Linked DNA regions of Homo sapiens: regions 1 and 2 are each linked to region 3. Evidence: chromatin loops called from intact Hi-C (ENCODE). Cell type or tissue: OCI-LY7. All regions are shown on one strand. Links, peaks and the distances in the headings refer to the core of each region. The heading gives the core; the rest is flanking DNA.

Region 1 (5,728 bases), core at 318-5,317, 100 kb before region 3:
ACAGAGCAGGACTCTGTCTCAAAAAACAAACAAACAAAAAAAGATGGTCGAGGAGGTGAACAATCACTCCTAACTTAGTCTACAAGAAATAGAATAATAATGGCTAACATCTACTGAGCCAGGATTTGCTCTAAGTCTTTCATTTGTATTAATTCACTTAATCCTCATATCAACCCTGAAGTAGGTAATACTCTTTTTTTTTTTTTTTTTTTTTGAGATGGAGTCTTGCTCTGTCGCCCAGGCCGGAGTGCAGTGGTGCAATCTCAGCTCACTGCAACCTCCATCTCCTGGGTTCAAGCGATTCCCCTGCCTCAGCCTCCCAAGCAGCTGGGACTACAGGCGCCTGCCACTATGTCCGGCTAATTTTTTTGTATTTTAGTAGAGACAGGGTTTCACCATGTTGGCCAGATGGTCTCAATCTCCTGACCTCATGATCCGCCCACCTCAGCCTCCCAAAGTGCTGGGATTACAGGCGTGAGCCACCATGCCTGGCCCTGAAGTAGGTAATAGTCTTAGCCCCATTTCAAGGATGAGGAAATTGTGTCTCAGTGAAATTAAATAAATTGTACACGGTCATGAGCTAATAGGTGGCAAAGCCAGTACTGGAACTTAGGCACTCTGACTCCAGAGCCTGTCCTAATAATCATTGTGTTCCATTGTCAGACACAATAAAACTTAGGCCAGGCTGTGCACGGTGGCTCATGACTGTAATCCCAACACTTTGGGAGGTCAAGGCAGCAGGATGGCTTGAGTGCAGGAGTTCAAGACCAGCCTGGGCAGTACAGTGAAACCACGTCTCTACAAAAAGAAGAAAAAGCAAGATGGCTCATGCCTTTAGTCCCAGGTATTTGGGAGGCTGAGGTGGGAGGATCACTTGAGCCCAGGAAGTCAAGGCTGCAGTGAGCTGTGATCATGCCACTGCACTACAGCATGGGTGACAGAGGGAGACCTGTCTCAAAAACAAAACAAACAAAAAACAAAACAAAAAAACCCTTAGAGCTAATATTCATTTCTCTGAGTCTCAGGCAGAGGCAGTTTCTTTTACTGTTGTTGTTGTTGTTATTATTGTTGTTGTTGTTTTTGAGACAGAGTCTCACTCTGTCGTCGGGCTGGAGTGCAGTGGCAGGATCTTGGCTCACTGCCACCTCCACCTCCCGGGTTCAAGCGATTCTCCTGCCTCAGCCTCCTGAGTAGCTGGGAGTACAGGCACGTGCCACCATGCCCGGCTAATTTTTTGCATTTTTAGTAGAGATGGGGTTTCCCCATGTTGGCCAGGCTGGTCTTGAACTCCTGACCTCAGGTGATCCACCCACCTCGGCCTCCCAAAGTGCTGGGATTACAGGTGTGAGCCACCTCACCTGGCCGTTTTTTGTTTTTGTTTTTTAAGTAAAAAAAGTAAAAGGGTAATGAAGGAACAAACCTCAAACCTTCACAGAGGAAAGAAACTACAGCCTGAAAATCAACTATGCAACTGTGGACTAAAGCTATTTAAGCAAAGATCAACAAAAGATGACTCATCAAATTAAAACCCTGTGTGCCATGGAGCTCTATAAGGGCCCTGCTTTCAACCAGAATGACCTGTTTGTCTGTGAAATGGAGAGGAAATAGCTCAAATCTCAGGGGAGACCTCCTCCCATGGACCTGTGTGGGCCTCTATGGTAGATAAATCACCGGATTCTGCGTGAAAAATACTCCAAGACAACACAACCAAATTGAGACACTCAACTACCTATTAATTCAGGTCATACCCCTCTATTCACCAAAGAAGGCACAGAACTAAAGAGAGATTGCAAAACCAATGACAACATCCAACCAGGCAGCTTATATTTAAGAGGACAGTGAAAGAAAGCCAAGATAAACACAGTGGGTTGAGTCAGGAATTCACCTTCAGCTCCAGATAAAAGTACCCTGATAAAAGGGGAGTGATAAGCAGACAGAATCCAACAAAAGATGCAAACCAGATAATACAAAAAGAAAAGAAAAAAGAAAGCTTGACAAACAAGGGACAGATACTCCAAGAATCAATACCATTTCGATATACCATTTTAAAAGAAATAACAAAAACAAAGAGATATAAGTGATCAAAACTGGAGAAGAAAAGAGAGCTGGCAGAATTAAGGAAAGAAATCAAGTAAATATCAACACAGAAAAAAAATCCACATTTGACAGGAGAATGGATGATGCTGATAAAAGTCACATAGATTGCAATAGAAATTATCAGCTAAAAGTAACCAGGTCTGCAGTCTGTAACATGGATAAACCTTGAAGACATTATGCTAAGCAAAATAAGCCAGACACAAAAGGACAAATATTGTATGATTCCTCTTAAATGAGGTACCTGGCATAGGATGGATGGTGGTTGCCAGTTGCTGGAAGGAGGGGGAGTAGGGAGGTATTGTTTAAGGGGTGTGGGGTTTCAGTTTGGGGTGGTGATAAAGTTCTGGGGATGGATAGTGGTGACAGTTTCACAACAATGTAAATGTATGTAATGCCATTGAACTGTACATTTAAAAGGTTAAGGTGGTACATTTCATGTTATGTGCATTTTACAAAAATTAAAAAAAATTTTTTGAGACAAGATCTCTCTCTCTGTCGTCTCAACTTCCTGGGATCGAGGGATCCTCTCACCTCAGCCTCCCAAGTGGCTGGGACTGCAGGTGTGCCACCATGCCCAGCTAATTTTTAAAAAAAGTTTCTGCAGAGATAGGGTCTTGCTAGTTGCCCAGGCTGATGTCAAACTCCTGGCCTCAAGCGATCCTCCTACCTCAGCCTCCCAAAGTGCTGGAATTTCAGGGGTGAGACCCCATGCCAAGCTTACAATTTTTAGAAAGAAAAAAGTAATCAGGACTTGGGCTATCTTGGCCAATGTCTTCCTTCAAACTCCCCACAGCCAGAACTGACTTCAGGACTTGACCTGAGGGAGGCACACTAACACCACCTCTTCAACACCCTCCCACCTGCCAAAGCAATTTCTTTAGCAGCTCATCGCATTGGTTAGTCATTGCATTTATTCTGGAGCCCAGAAGGCTAAGAGGCATCAGTACTCAGGCAGTCCAACCCAAGTCCTTTGAAAAGTTCCTGTCTTGGGAGAGAGAAATCGGGAGTGTGTGAGCTCAGGGTGCAGGGCGGTGGGGAGAGGCTGCACCTCTGCTTTCCCACCGTCTTGCTCAGGGCTGGTGCTGCTCCCTGCTGCTGACACCACAGTCCCGTATTTTGCGTGTAGCTTTCATCCCCCAGTCCCAGAGTCCCCTCCTGATTCACAAGTCCAATTTCTCCTGCCATATCTCCGTCGGGCCTGGCTGGCTTTCATCTTAATCTCCAGGGCAGCCCTTCCCTTCTGTGATTGCTTCAGCAATGCTAGCCCCCAGCCAAATCCTAACCCCACTTCCTTTGCTAGTCTTTCTGGCCAATATTTACATACATGTGCTTTTTGGCATTAAGACTACATTTGACTTGTAATAAAATAGTAAAATTTATCCTTCAGACTTTCCAGGGCCTCTGGCTCATATTGCTTAGACGCCCTCATTGTGTTTCCCAAAATATGGTATAATACTGATGACAAGCATGAAGATTGGAGGTGGTATGGGGATGGATGTTCAAGATTTTTTATGTGTTAATTCTAATGCATATTAGGAAAAAAACAGTCCACAAAAAACTGACAATTTTTCATGGATTACATTGTATAGAATAAGGATAAAGTAAATATTTAAGGTTTAAAAGTCATTTTTTGTTTGTTTGTTTTTGTTTTGCGACAGGGTTTCACTCCTGTAGCCCAGGCTAGAATGCAGTGGCACGATCTCGGCTCACTGCAACCTCTGCTTCCCGGGCTCAAGTGATTCTCCAGCCTCAGCCTCCTGAGTAGCTGGGACTATAGGCGTTCACCACCATGCCCAGCTAATTTCTTTATATTTTAGTAGAGACAGGGTTTCACCATGTTGGCCAGGCTGCTCTCAAACTCCTGAACTCAAGTGATCTGCCTACCTTGGCCTCCCAAAGTTCTGGGATTATAGGTGTGAGCCAGTGCACCTAGCCTAAAAGTGAGTGTTTTAAAATAGAACTATTAAATTATAGTACAGGTAGTACACAGCTATGGCAAAAATCAGGAAGGTGAAATAAGAATGAAATTTGCTAACCATTTCCTGACTTTCTCTACCAAAATTTGTCTGACTTGTGTTCCAAACCTTTTGCAAATGTTGAGTGGCTACTTTGAGAAAGTCTTCTATACTGGCTATATGGGTCAAATTGTTGCCCCTTATAGGTAACATCTCTGGTTTTTAACAGAAGCATTTAATGGAGCACAATATAGGGGAAGCAGCACAAAACCACAGCAGTTTTAGCAGCCCGTGACTTTGTCACCAACGGAAATCACAGCTGTTTTCATATCGCATTACAGTTGTTGCTAAAATTTCAAAAAATAATGTATGCTTATCATTACTTCTTTATTTATTTATTTATTTTTAGATGGAGTCTTGCTCTGTCACCCAGGCTAGGATGCAGTGGCACAATCTCGGCTCACTGCAACTTCTACCTCCTGGGTTCAAGCGATTCTCTTGCCTCAGCTAGGCGCCCGCCACCATGCCCGGCTAATTTTTTGATTTTTAGTAGAGACGGGGTTTCACCGTGTTAGCCAGGATGGTCTCCATCTCCTGACCTCGTGATCTGCCCGCCTCTCCCTCCCATAGTGCTGGGATTACAGGCATGAGCCACTGGGCCCGGCTGCTTATCACTACTTCTAAATTACAGCAGTTCAGACTCACTGCTAGACCTCATTCTTTAATGTGTTAGTTAAGAAGCACATGTATTACTCCATCAAATGTGCTTTAAATATTTTGGTGATTATATTCCAGTGTTTCCAAAGCTTTCTTCATTATTGTCCCCTCTGGGAGACTTTTTAATTAAAAAAATTTTTTTTAAGAGATAGTGTCTCTTAAAAAGATAGCACGGTGGCTCACACCTGTAATTCTAGAACTTTGGAAGGCCGAGGTGGGTGGATCACTTGAGGTCAGGAGTTTGAGACCAGCCTGGCCAACATGATGAGACCCTGTCTCTACTAAAAATACAAAAATTAGCCAGGCATGGTAGCTTGCACCTGTAATCCCAGCTACTCGGGAAGCTGAGGCATGAGAATCACTTGAACCTGGGAGGTGGAGGTTGCAGTGAGCCGAAATCAAGCCACCGCACTCCAGCCTGGGCTACTGAGCGAGACTCTGTCTCAAAAAAAAAAAAAAAAAAAAAAAAAAAAAGAGAAAGAGAGAGATAGTGTCTCACTATGTTGCTCAGGCTGGCCTCAAACTCCTAGGCTCAAGCGATCCTCCTGCTTCAGCCTCCTGAGTACCTGAGACTGCAGGTGTGTGCCACTGCTCAGGATCCTTTTTAGACATTTCCCCCAATAGCTCCCATCCCCCTCATTAAATATTAATATCATAGATGTATCTGTTTATGTACCGCATGCTTATCTATCCTTTACACATAAAAAGAGTAAAATCTGGCCATGTGCAGTGGCTCATGCCTGTAATCCCAGCACTCTGGGAGGCCGAGGCGGGCAGATCACCAGAGGTCAGGAGTTTTGAGACCAGCCTGACCAACATGGAGAAACCCTGTCTCTACTAAAAATACAAAATTAGCCAGGTGTGGTGGCATGTGTCTGTAATCCCAGCGACTTGGGAGGCTGAGGCAGGAGAATTGCTTGAACCCGGGAGGCAGAGGTTGTGGTGAGCTGAGATCACGC
Region 2 (5,728 bases), core at 182-5,181, 92 kb after region 3:
CCCCCGGGCCCAGAGGGGAAGCTGGGGGCCAGGCAGAGGCTGAAGGAGATGCCCCCGGGCCCAGAGGGGAAGCTGGGGGCCAGGCAGAGGCCAGGGAGAATGGAGAGGAGGCCAAGGAACTTCCAGGGGAAACACTGGAGTCTAAGAACACCCAAAATGACTTTGAGGTGCACATTGTTCAAGTGGAGAATGATGAGATCTAGATCTTGAAGATACAGGTACCCCACGAAGTCTCAGTGCCAGAACATAAGCCCTGAAGTGGGCAGGGGAAATGTACGCTGGGACAAGGACCATCTCTGTGCCCCCTGCCTGGTCCCAGTAGGTATCAGGTCTTTCTGTGCAGCTCAGGGAGACCCTAAGTTAAGGGGCAGATTACCAATAAAGAACTGAATGAATTCATCCCCCCGGCCACCTCTCTACCCGTCCAGCCTGCCCAGACCCTCTCAGAGGAACGGGGTTGGGGACCGAAAGGACAGGGATGCCGCCTGCCCAGTGTTTCTGGGCCTCACGGTGCTCCGGCAGCAGAGCGCATGGTGCTAGCCATGGCCGGCTGCAGAGGACCCAGTGAGGAAAGCTCAGTCTATCCCTGGGCCCCAAACCCTCACCGGTTCCCCCTCACCTGGTGTTCAGACACCCCATGCTCTCCTGCAGCTCAGGGCAGGTGACCCCATCCCCAGTAATATTAATCATCACTAGAACTTTTTGAGAGCCTTGTACACATCAGGCATCATGCTGGGCATTTTATATATGATTTTATCCTCACAATAATTCTGTAGCCAAGCAGAATTGGTTCCATTTGACAGATGAAGAAATTGAGGCAGATTGCGTTAAGTGCTGTACCCTAAGGTGATATGCAGCTAATTAAATGGCAGATTTTAATCCAGGTCTGTCTCACTCTAAAGCCCTTTACATTATATGCTCTTTACATTATAAGGCCTTACCCACCCTATATTGGAGTTGGCCCCAATTCCAATATGTGTTCCAGATCGGACCTCCCTGAGGACAGCAACACTCTGTATCCTGGGTCACATTTGTGGCTGAGGCACGCCCTTAATTCCAAGGTGGGCTCCAAGGGTGAGACTTTCAGGCTCTGGGGCAGTCAGCGGGAGGAGGTATTTCTGGACAATGAAGACCCCATCAAATCACAGGCTGGTGGGCAGGGCAGAGGAGGCGCACCCCTGCCCCCCACTGGCCTGTCAGTTCAGCTCAGCGGTGTGGACTCCCAGCTTCTGAGCTGTGGGAATAGAGTCTGCACAACGCAGGGCCCCGAAGAGCTCTCACGGTTTCTTTGGCAGGTTCACTGGGTGTGGGGCACCGAGTGTCCTCCCCAGCCAGGGCAGAGCTGGTGGCAAGCCCAGGGCACTTCTCGCTGCTCTAGCCCAGGCAGCCCCTCCTCTGGGCCTGGGCGGAGAGGTTAATTTGGGGAATGGACACAAAGAGGGAGGATCGAAGAGTCAGAGCCTCAGGAATGCCCAGCCAGAGCAGTTCAGACATTGAGAGGAGAAGCTGGCTCTGAGGAAGATTTATTTGCTCTGAGGCTCTGCATCCCCCAGCCATCCCCCCAGAGCCTCTCCCTGTGGGGAACACAGGACACAGGCAGAGTCCTCCCCACAGCTTGCATCTGTCCCCTGAACAGGGCAACCTGGACGCCAGGCTGGATGGAGGGGAGAAGGCGATGCAGCCGCAATGGTAGTCTCCATGGTGTGTGAGGAGCCGGCACCTGCTCTCACACGATGCCATCAAAGCCCTGCAGGCCACACTTCTTGCCGGCCACCTGGCACCCGAATCTCAGTGCTTCCTGCACGCTCCTCCCTGGAGGAGGGGCAAGTAGCTAGGTCAGCCAGGTGTTTGGGGCAGGGACAGGTCCCAGTCCTTTTCCCCTCCTGCTGCCATACTCACCCTGGGAGAGGCTGAAGATGACGGAGGCATTGAAGGTGTCTCCAGCTCCCAGTGTATCCACCACGCGGGGTGGCGGGAAAGCATCCGAGTGGAGCAATTTGCCATCAGGGCCCAGGGCGTCGGCGCCCTCCTCAGCCCAGGCACAGACAAGCACAGCCCTGCAAGACGGCTCCACTCAGCTGGGTGTTAGCCCACCCCGTCCCCCCAGCCATCCTCCCAGCTCCAGGGCGGACTCCTGGAGTCCAGGCTCATCCTGTACCTTCTAAAGCCCCTTCCTGGCTTCCCCGGCTCACCCTTTCCTCACACGACCATACAAGCCCCTCAAGGCTTCCTCTGCTGACTGGAACCCCAAGTGCTTGGCCACATCTTTGCTGACAAACACCTGTGGGCAGTGGAAGAGAAGCTGGTGGTCACTTCTAACTCGTCATTCACCAACAGCAGCCTAGCGTTGCCCCCATTACAACACGACTCCCCCAACATGTCCACATAGATCCCCAACGTAGCATCTCACTGTCCCACGGGAACGTGGTTTTCTTTTTTCTTTATTTTTTGTGAAGATGGTCTCCCTGAGGCTGGTCTTGAACTCCTGGCCCCATATGATCTTCCTGCCTCAGCCTCCCAAAATTTCTGGGATTACAGGTGTGAGTCACTGCACCTGGCCAGAAGCATATTTTTATCGATGCTTATATATAATAGAATACAGCCTTGTAAATTGTAAAACAAAAGGCCTGGTCCGTTTGTTCTCTGATCAATGGATTGAAAACCCACAGAAAGCCTTGAGCGCCACCTTGGGGTGGAATCTACCACCGCCATGCTGGCTCCCTGGAGCAGTTTTGCTGGTTTTTCCCACAACTATGTCCTCTAGGTATGGTTTCTTCATCTGGAAAACAAAGAGGCTCCCTCAACACTACCTACACTTTAGAATCTCCAGAGAAAGTTTTGGTAAAAACAAAAAACAAAACACCGAAGCCTTGGCTCTACCCCTGCCAATCAAAAACAAGATGGTGGGGCTCAGGCACTGCAATCCTCCTGCCTCAGCCTCCTGAGTAGCTGGGACTATGGGTGCACACCACCATGCCAGGAATTTTTTTTTTTTTTTTTTGTATAGAGACAGGGTCTTGCAATCTTGAATGACTGGCTGAAGTGATCCTCCTGCATTGGCCTCCCAAGGTGCTGGGATTACAGGTATGAGTCACTGCTCTTGGCCTAATTTATTTTCATAGAGACAGGGGTCTTGCTATGTTGTCCAGGCTGGTCTTGGACTCCTGGCATCAAGCAATCCTCCTACCTCAGCTTCCCAAAGCTCTGGGATTACAAGTGTGAGCCACTACACTTGGCCTGCATTCATCTTTTTTAATATGCAGCCAAGGTTGAGGACAAGTCACAAGGTTGAGGACCTTGGCTGGATGGTCTCCAACCAACTTCTGCTATGATGCTGGGATTACTTCCCAAATTCCATTTACATCCAGCCTTTTCAAAAAGAGACTCATGCAAGTCTCCTTCCCACCCTTCCCTCACCCTAGCAGCCCCCACAACCTGCCAGACACCCCTGAGTTGGAAGAAACCTCAGAGAACAGTTGTGTGCCCTCATTCTGCAGAGGAAAAGACTGGGGAGCCCCAGAGAGGAGATGCTTCCACACAGGCTTGCCCTGTGGCTGTTTAAGCCCTACCCAAGCCCTCTGGGCATTCTTACACCTATGCACCCACCTGGGGTGGAGACATTCTACTCCTTGCTCACTGCTGAGGCCTGCACTGGAGCCCAAGGCTAGGGGTCTACTTCTTTGCTTTAACCCCCATCCCCCATCTTCAAACACCACCAAACCAGGAACCACTATTCCAATTGTGGTAGGCAGGATAAAAGGATTCTGGCTCCCTTTAAGAACCAAATTAGCTGGAAGTGGCAAAGAGAGGCTGAATGGGGCACCCACCACGTCTCCGTAGCCAAACAGCTGGAAGAGCTCCTCTCGTGGCTTCTCCACCTCCACGGACACCCGGATCTTCTGCTCTGGAGGCTGCCTGGTGTTGTGTGCGTCTATCCGCTGCAGCATCTTCACCTGCTCCGATGCGTTCCGGCCCTGGTACAGGACAGGGCAGCTCAGGACCGCTGGGCACTGCCTGGCCAATCTGCCTCATTCTTCCTGCCCCGCTGAAACTCTGGGTGAGGAGGGAGAGGGCCTCGGGGAGGCTGGGCTAGAACCCCATCCTAAATTACAACATTCAGAGCTGTCGTGGACTTTGAAGACCTTATCAACCAGCTACTCCATTCCACAGATGAGAAGACTAAAGAATAAAAGATACTGTGAAAGACCTACCATAGGTTAAATGATGGAGCTAGAACTCAGGACTTCTCAGGATTTCCTTCCACCCAGACTCCAAAACCTCTCTTGGAGTAAAGGCTCTAGTTCCCTTTATTTGGGAGCTGAGTCAGGCCCTGTCCTTCCTGCTTCCCCAGAGGTAATGGGTCAGGCCCTAAGCAGTCAGACATCCGCCAGAGGCAGAGTTGGAGGCAATGGGGCAGCCCGTAGCACAGAAAGCACAGGACTTTGCCTGGAGCCAGCTGTGCTTACGTTCTGCTGTGTGACCTTGAGTAAGTCATCTAATCTTTCTGGGCCTTAGTTTTCTCACCTGAAGACATAAGGAAAGATGGAGAGAGAATGAGGGGGTTGGGTTCATTTATCTCTAAGGTACTTCATGATTCAAAGAAACCAAGGAGGCAGAACATGTGGAGGAGGCTGGCAGGTTGAGCCCCTTGAAACACAGGTAAGGCAGGGCTTACCTCAATGTGGATCCACTTGAACTGGGTCAGATCAACCTTCTCAAAGTCTGTAGCAGACACATCTGGCAGGCTCCTAGGTCACAGGATGGAAAAGACAGAGAAGAAGGAGCATGATGGGGTCAGGCAGAGCCAGGATCTCTAACTGGCAGCTGTGGACCCTGTGCCTGCACTGCTGGCAGCATGACAGGAAGCTGGATCCACAGCACAGGATTCTCAGGCTCAGCTCCAGGGTTGTCCCTGTTACAGTCTGCTGGGGTGCCCTTTCCTGAGTTTGAGGTTGTGATTAAATTATCTCGGTAAACTGAACTGCAACACATGTCAACTGGCAAGGTCTGTGTGCCTTGGAGACTGCATCTCCCAGAATGCACTGAGAGCGCCAAGCCTACACTTCCCAGAATCCCTTGCAGCAGCACACGGCTCCCACAGGCAGAGCCCTGGGAAAGTATAAAGCCCGCGACCCCCTGCCTGGGCTGTCTGGTCCCCCTCACTTCTGGCGCCCCAGCGTTGGGGTTTACCTATGGCACCCCTGTCCTGCGTTTAATAGCTCCCCGTTGCAACCCTGAGGTCAAGGTAGCACTTGAGGAAGAGTTTGTGTTTGGCCGGTTTAGGAAAGGGGACTCCCGATAGAGGTCTGCCTTGACCCTCCTGAGCCAGAGACCTCAACTCAGCCAAAGTCCCCGCTCCACGTTCTGTAGCCGAGTCCTTCCACTTAACTATAGCTGTGTGATCTGCCCGGGCCTTTGGGAGGCAACTTCCACATTGATAAATGGGGCTGAAACCCCCAGCCCCCTTGCAGCCTGCTGCAGTTGCAGGTAATGTGTGTGAATGTGCCTGGACTGAGGCCAGTGGGCAAGAAACATTTCTCCTCAGAGCTCCTCTCCTGTAAATAGCTATGTTGTGTCCTTGATCAGGGTTACTACGGATTGTTGCTTAACAAGCATTTGACTAGGATTGCCCAATGCGAAGGTCACCTGTAGCACATATGCCTGCCTACTCACACTCACTGCACATATGAAGCCCAGGGATGGCTGCCCCTCCTCCAGGTCCGGCAGT
Region 3 (5,728 bases), core at 434-5,433:
GGAGAATGGCGTGAACCTGCGAGGCGGAGCTTGCAGTGAGCCAAGATTGCACCACTGCACTCCAGCCTGGGCAACAGAGCGTGACTCCATCTCAAAAAATAAAATAAAATATGTCAGCACTTGTTTGCATATGCATAAACTATCTCTAGAGTACTATAGAAGAAACTAACAATGATCACTGGCTGAGAGAGGGGCCAGCAGGAAGGGAGACAGGGGTAAGAGGGGCCTGATCTCTTATCTCTGTATGCTTTTTTTTTTTAAATTCTTTTTGATTTAGACATGGCTATCACAGAATTTCTATGCCTTTTTATACAATTTATAAAGGATAATATTTTAGTATTAGTAATACAAGAACAATTCCAGTATTACTAATACTAAAATCAATCCCTCCCTCCCTTCCTTCCTTCCTTCCTTCCTTCCTTCCTTCCTTCCTTCCTTCCTTCTTTCCTTCCTTTTTCTTGAGACAGGGTCTCATTGTGTCACCCAGACTGGAGTGCAATGGTGCAATCATGGCTCACTGCAGCCTTAACCTCCTGGGCTCCAGTGGTCCTCCTACCTCAGCCTCCTGAGTACCTGGGACTACAGGTGCACACCACCACTCTTGGCTAATACTTTTGAATTTTCTTTGCAGAGATGCAGGTCTTATCTTACCATATTGCCCGGGCTGGTCTCAGACTCCTAGGCTCAAACAATCTGCCCACCTTGGCCTCCCAAAGTGCTAGGATTACAGGTGTGAGTCATTGCACCCGGCCAAAGTATTTCTTAAAGCCCTATACATCAGGAAATTTAAAAATACTCCTAAATAACATCTGCATTAAAGAGAAAATCACACTGGAAATTATAAATCCTTTAAAAATGTACTGCAGCTAGAGCATCACATAGCAAAAACTGTGGCTTTAGATGGGCTATCTTAAATGTTCAATAATCTGATGGGCAAAAAAGAAAATCTCATTTAATTTGCTTTGTTTGATTAGTATTGAGTTTGAGCACCTTTCTCTTTTTTTCTCTTTCTTTTCTCCTCCTCCTTTTTCTTCTTTTTTGATTTAGATTTTTCTGTCAACTTCCTGGTCACATCCTTTGTCAATTTAAAACATTGTCAGAACTCTGTATATGTTCTGAATAGTAATTTCGTCAACAGTTTTTTCCCCTCACTCCCTTTTCCTTTAAATTTGATTATTTTAGTATTTCTTTTAACTCAAGTTTTAAATTTTATGAACGCAAATCTCTCAGTCTTTTATAGCTCCCATTGTTTGTTTGTTTTTGAGATGGAGTCTTGCTCTATTGCCCAGGCTGGAGTGCAGTGGAGCGATCTCGGCTCACTGCAACCTCTGCCTCCCGGGATCAAGTGATTCTCCTGCCTCAACCTCTGGAGTAGCTGGGATTACAGGCGCACACCACCATGCCTGGCTAATTTTTTTTTTTTTTTTTTTTTTTTTTTGAGACGGAGTCTCACTCTGTCGCCCAGGCTGGAGTGCAGTGGCGCGATCTTGGCTCACTGCAAGCTCCGCCTCCCGAGTTCACGCCATTCTCCTGCCTCAGCCTCCCGAGTAGCTGAGACTGCAGGCGCCCGCCACCATGCTCGGCTAATTTTTTTTGTATTTTTAGTAGAGACGGGGTTTCACCATGTTGGTCAGGAGGTCTCCATCTCCTGACCTCGTGATCCACCCACCTCGGCCTCCCAAAGTGCTGGGATTACAGGCATAAGCCACCGTCCCTGGCCCAGCCACCGCTCCCGACCCAGCTCCTGGGTTTTGTATTTTGTTGAGGAAGGCATTTACTACCCCAATATTAATAAAATATAGTTTAAATATTTAATATTTCAACTTTTTTCTCTAAATGTTTAATCGTTTTACCACCTGTGTTTGATGTGATGGGGTAGAAGATTCAATCTAATGTTATTTTTTCCTTCAGTGGATAGCCAATTATTTCATACAATTTATTGAAAAAACCACTCTTCCTTCGAGACCTTAAATGCCACCACTATCATAAGCTACATTTATATTGCAAAATCGATTTATATTTATAAACTTTCTGTATATTTAGATCTACATTTTCATATATGGCAGGGAAAATTCCTACTCATAATCTTTTTAAAGATTTTTTTTTTTTGGCTGTTATTGAACATTTCTCTTCCAAAAGAGAATCAGAATTCTCCAATTCCAATTTTAAAACCCTATTAAGATTTTATTAGGATTGTATTAAACTTATAGACTAATTTGATTGTCTCACATGACAACAGCAGAGAAACTGCTTTTCCTGAACGACGTGAGTGCCACATCTGTGTGGCTTTCCATTCAGTTTTTCATGTGTGAATTTTGGTTACTTGCTTTTGACAGGCAATCTCAGAGAGCCCTCGCTCTGTCTGAATTGTCCACAAGGGGTCCCCAATATCCAAAGTATGGATGGTGCTTATAGTGAGCTCCCCTCTCAGTCTTTGCATAGGCACTGTTATTTCAAAATGGCAAGCAGGCTCAGATTATTAAGGTTCAATTAACTTGCATTATTTGCATGTAGAAATGCAGTAGTGATCCTAACCAACCTGGTTTAATCACCTCGACAGATTGAAAGAAGCTTTCCATTTACTCTGCAAAACATACTGACCAGTGGGCAAAGCCCACTGAAATCCCACAGCTAGTGGCTACTCTGAAGCAATCGCACACACGTGACTCTCCCACTGGGTTGCCAAGAATCAGTTGTGTTTTTTTCTCAAATCTGTGTTTGCTGATTGTACAGGTATTCTAATCACCTTGTTGTTATCAGGTGGGAGCAGAAGGCCAGGTTCCCCACAGAGCCCCCATTAACACCCTGGGAGGAGCACCTCATTACATTTGGGCAGGGGTGTTAAGTTCAGGCTCCCCACTAGCCTCTGCTGACACACCGTGGCTGGGGAGGAGTGCTTCCTACGTGGTCTCCAGTGACACTGCGGGTGTGGGACTTTCTGATGCTAGGGATTTCTATTCTGAACACTTTATGTAAATGGAATCATAACATATGTGGCCTTTTGTGCCTGACTTCTTCACTTACCGTAATGTTTTCAAGGTTTATCCATGTTGTAGCATACATCAGGACTTCATTCCTTTACATTGTAGATGTACTACATTTTGGGCCAGGTGTGGTGGCTCACGCCTGTAATCCCAGCACTTTGGGAGGCCGAGGCGGGTGGATCACCTGAGGTCAGGAGTTCAAGACCAGCCTGACCAACATGGTGAAACCCTGTCTCTACTAAAAATACAAAAAATTAGCCAGGGGTGGTGGTGGGCACCTGTAATCCCAGCTACTCGGGAAGCTGGGGCAGGAGAATCACTTGAACCTGGGAGGCAGAGGTTGCAGTGAGCCGAGAGTGCGCCACTGCACTCCATCCTGGGCGACAAGAGTGAGACTCCGTCTCAAAAAAAAAAAAAGGTGTACTATATTTTGATAATTTTCTTTGTTTTGTGTTTTTTTTTTTTTGAGATGGAGTCTCACTGTCACCCAGGCTGGAGTGCAGTGGCGTAATCTCAGCTCACTGCAACCTCTGCTTCCTGAGTTCAAGTGATTCTCCTGCCTCAGCCTCCCGAGTAGCTGGGACTACAGGCGTGCGCCACCACGCCTGGCTAATTTTTGTATTTTTAGTAGGGACAGGGTTTCACCATGTTGGCCAGGATGGTCTCAATCTCTTGACCTCATGATCCACCCACCTTGGCCTCCCAAAGTGTTGGGATTACAGGCGTGAGCCACTGCACCCGGCTGATAATTTTCCATTGCATGGATGTGTACTACATTTTGTTTATCCATTCATCAGTTCATGGACATTTGGGTTGTTTCCATTTTTGGCTATTATGAATAATGCTGCAATGAACATTCATGTACAGGTTTTTGTGTGGATACGTTTTCATTTCTCTTAGTTATATACCTAGGAGCGGAATTGCTGGGTCATGTGGTAATTACGTTTAGCCTTTTGAGGAATTAGCAGACTGTTTTCCAGAGTGACTGCAAACTTTACATTCCCAGCAGCAAACTTATAAGAGTTCCTATTTCCTTTGGGAGGCCAAGGTGGGCGGATCACGAGGTCGGGAGATGAGACCATCCTTGCTAACACAGTGAAACCCTGCCTCTACTAAAAATACAAACAATTAGCCGGGCGTTGTGGTGGGCGCTTGTAGTCCCAGCTACTCGGGAGGCTGAGGCAGGAGAATGGCCTGAACCTGGGAGGCGGAGCTTGCAGTGAGCGGAGATCGCGCCACTCGCTCCAGCCTGGGCGACAAAGCGAGACTGTCTCAAAAAACAAACAAACAAACAAACAAACAAAGTTTCTATTTCTCCAAATTCTTGTCAACTCTTGTTAGTGTCCATCTTTTTTTTTTATCTTAGTAGGTATGAAGTGGTTCTCATTGTAGGGGTTTTCTTTCTTGTATTTTATTCTTATTTTTAGAGCAGTTTTAGTTTTTTTTTGTTTTTGTTTTTGTTTTTTTAATTGATAGGAGAGTACAGGGAGTTCGCATATACCTTCTCTCCCTGGGCACACAATTTCCCTTACTGTTTTTTTTTCTTTTTTTTTTCGAGATGGAGTCTCACTCTGTCGCCCAGGCTGGAGTGCAGTGGCGTGATCTCAGCTCACTGCAACCTCCACCTCACGGATTCAAGCGATTCTCCTGCCTCAGCCTCCCAAGTAGCTGGGATTACAGGCGTGTGCCACCATGCCTGGCTAATTTTTGTATTTTTAGTAGAGACGGGGTTTCACCATGTTGGTCAGGCTGGTCTCAATCTCCTGAACTCGTGATCCTCCCACCTCAGCCTCCCAAAGTGCTAGGATTACAGGCATGAGCCACCAGGCCTGGCCCTTTTTTTTTTTTTTTGACAGGGTTTCACTCTGTTGCTCAGGCTGGGGTACAGTGATGTGATCATGGCTCACTGCAGCCTCAACCTCCTGGGCTCAGGTGATCTTCCCACCTCAGCTTCCTGAGTAGTGGGGACCACAGATGCAAGCCACCATGCCTGGCTAATTTTTAAATTTTTTGTGGAGATAGGAGTTCACCATGTTGCCTAGGCTGGTCTCAAACTTCTGGATTCAAGCGATCCCCTCGCCTGTAGTCTGTTTTGAATTAATTTTGGTATATGGTGTGAGGTAGTCACCTAACTTCATTTTTTGGCAAGCATGTATCCAGTAGTCCCAAAACAATTTGTTGAAGGGACCATTTTTCCCCATTCAATTGTCTTGGCACCCTCACTGAAAATCAGTAGACCACACACAAAAAGGCTGCTTTCTGAACTTTCAATTCTATTCTATGGTAGAAAGGAAAAGGGGATGATAAGATTTATTTTTGAATATCAACATAATATGTTTCTCTTTGGTTAGTTGTTTACTTGGTATGTTTTTCTAACTTCTTTTTTTTTTGAGACGGAATTTTCTCTCTTGTTGCTCAGGCTGGAGTGCAATGGCACGATCTCGGCTCACTGCAACCTCCACCTCCCAGGTTCAAGAGACTCTCCTGCCTCAGCCTCCCGAGTAACTGGGATTACAGGCATGCGCCACCATGCCCGGCTAGTTTTGTACTTTTAGTAGAGACGGGGTTTCTCCATGTTGGTCTGGCTGGTCTCAAACTCTTGACCTTGTGATCTGCCCACCTCGGCCTCCCAAAATGCTAGGATTACAGGCATGAGCCACCACCCCCGGCCCTGTTTTATTCCATTTTGTCCTTAAATTTAAATCTTGTGTCTTTTTTTTTTTTTTTTTTTTGAGACAGAGTCT

The links. Hi-C counts contacts between places; a loop is a spot of excess contacts. Peaks named below come from ENCODE experiments on the same cell type or tissue, not always from the same donor. Only the 100,000 strongest peaks of a DNase experiment are listed, where the experiment ranks them.
Region 1: a loop joins it to region 3, with 2.8 times the contacts of the local background. A loop is called at or near these places in 3 of 110 quality-filtered maps.
Region 2: a loop joins it to region 3, with 11 times the contacts of the local background. A loop is called at or near these places in 89 of 110 quality-filtered maps.

Annotation. Positions count from the first base shown.
Region 1 is chr2:27,289,376-27,295,103 of GRCh38, reverse strand. The region is part of intron 1 of TRIM54 (tripartite motif containing 54); the gene reads right to left. Among named protein-coding and RNA genes, the nearest start is that of TRIM54, 9.8 kb to the right of the region's middle. In OCI-LY7, for the core only: CTCF peaks have their summits at 2,702 and 2,904; DNase peaks (open chromatin) are centred at 1,563, 2,933, 3,293 and 4,333; H3K4me3 peaks cover 1,945 bases; H3K27ac peaks cover 4,096 bases.
Region 2 is chr2:27,095,749-27,101,476 of GRCh38, reverse strand. It overlaps KHK (ketohexokinase), which reads right to left. Exons shown (of 8, transcript NM_006488.3): 4 at 4,676-4,748; 5 at 3,828-3,974; 6 at 2,193-2,281; 7 at 1,900-2,057; 8 at 715-1,812. The coding sequence ends at 1,727. CGREF1 (cell growth regulator with EF-hand domain 1) reads left to right here. Exons shown (of 6, transcript NM_006569.6): 6 at 1-883. The coding sequence ends at 203. Among named protein-coding and RNA genes, the nearest start is that of KHK, 12 kb to the right of the region's middle. RefSeq lists an enhancer at 1,594-2,437. In OCI-LY7, for the core only: CTCF peaks have their summits at 1,170 (motif pointing left), 2,491 and 2,698 (motif pointing left); DNase peaks (open chromatin) are centred at 2,676 and 5,056; H3K4me3 peaks cover 699 bases.
Region 3 is chr2:27,188,365-27,194,092 of GRCh38, reverse strand. No RefSeq gene overlaps it. Among named protein-coding and RNA genes, the nearest start is that of ATRAID, 21 kb to the left of the region's middle. In OCI-LY7, for the core only: a CTCF peak has its summit at 2,375 (motif pointing right); a DNase peak (open chromatin) is centred at 2,372; H3K4me3 peaks cover 560 bases; H3K27ac peaks cover 2,298 bases.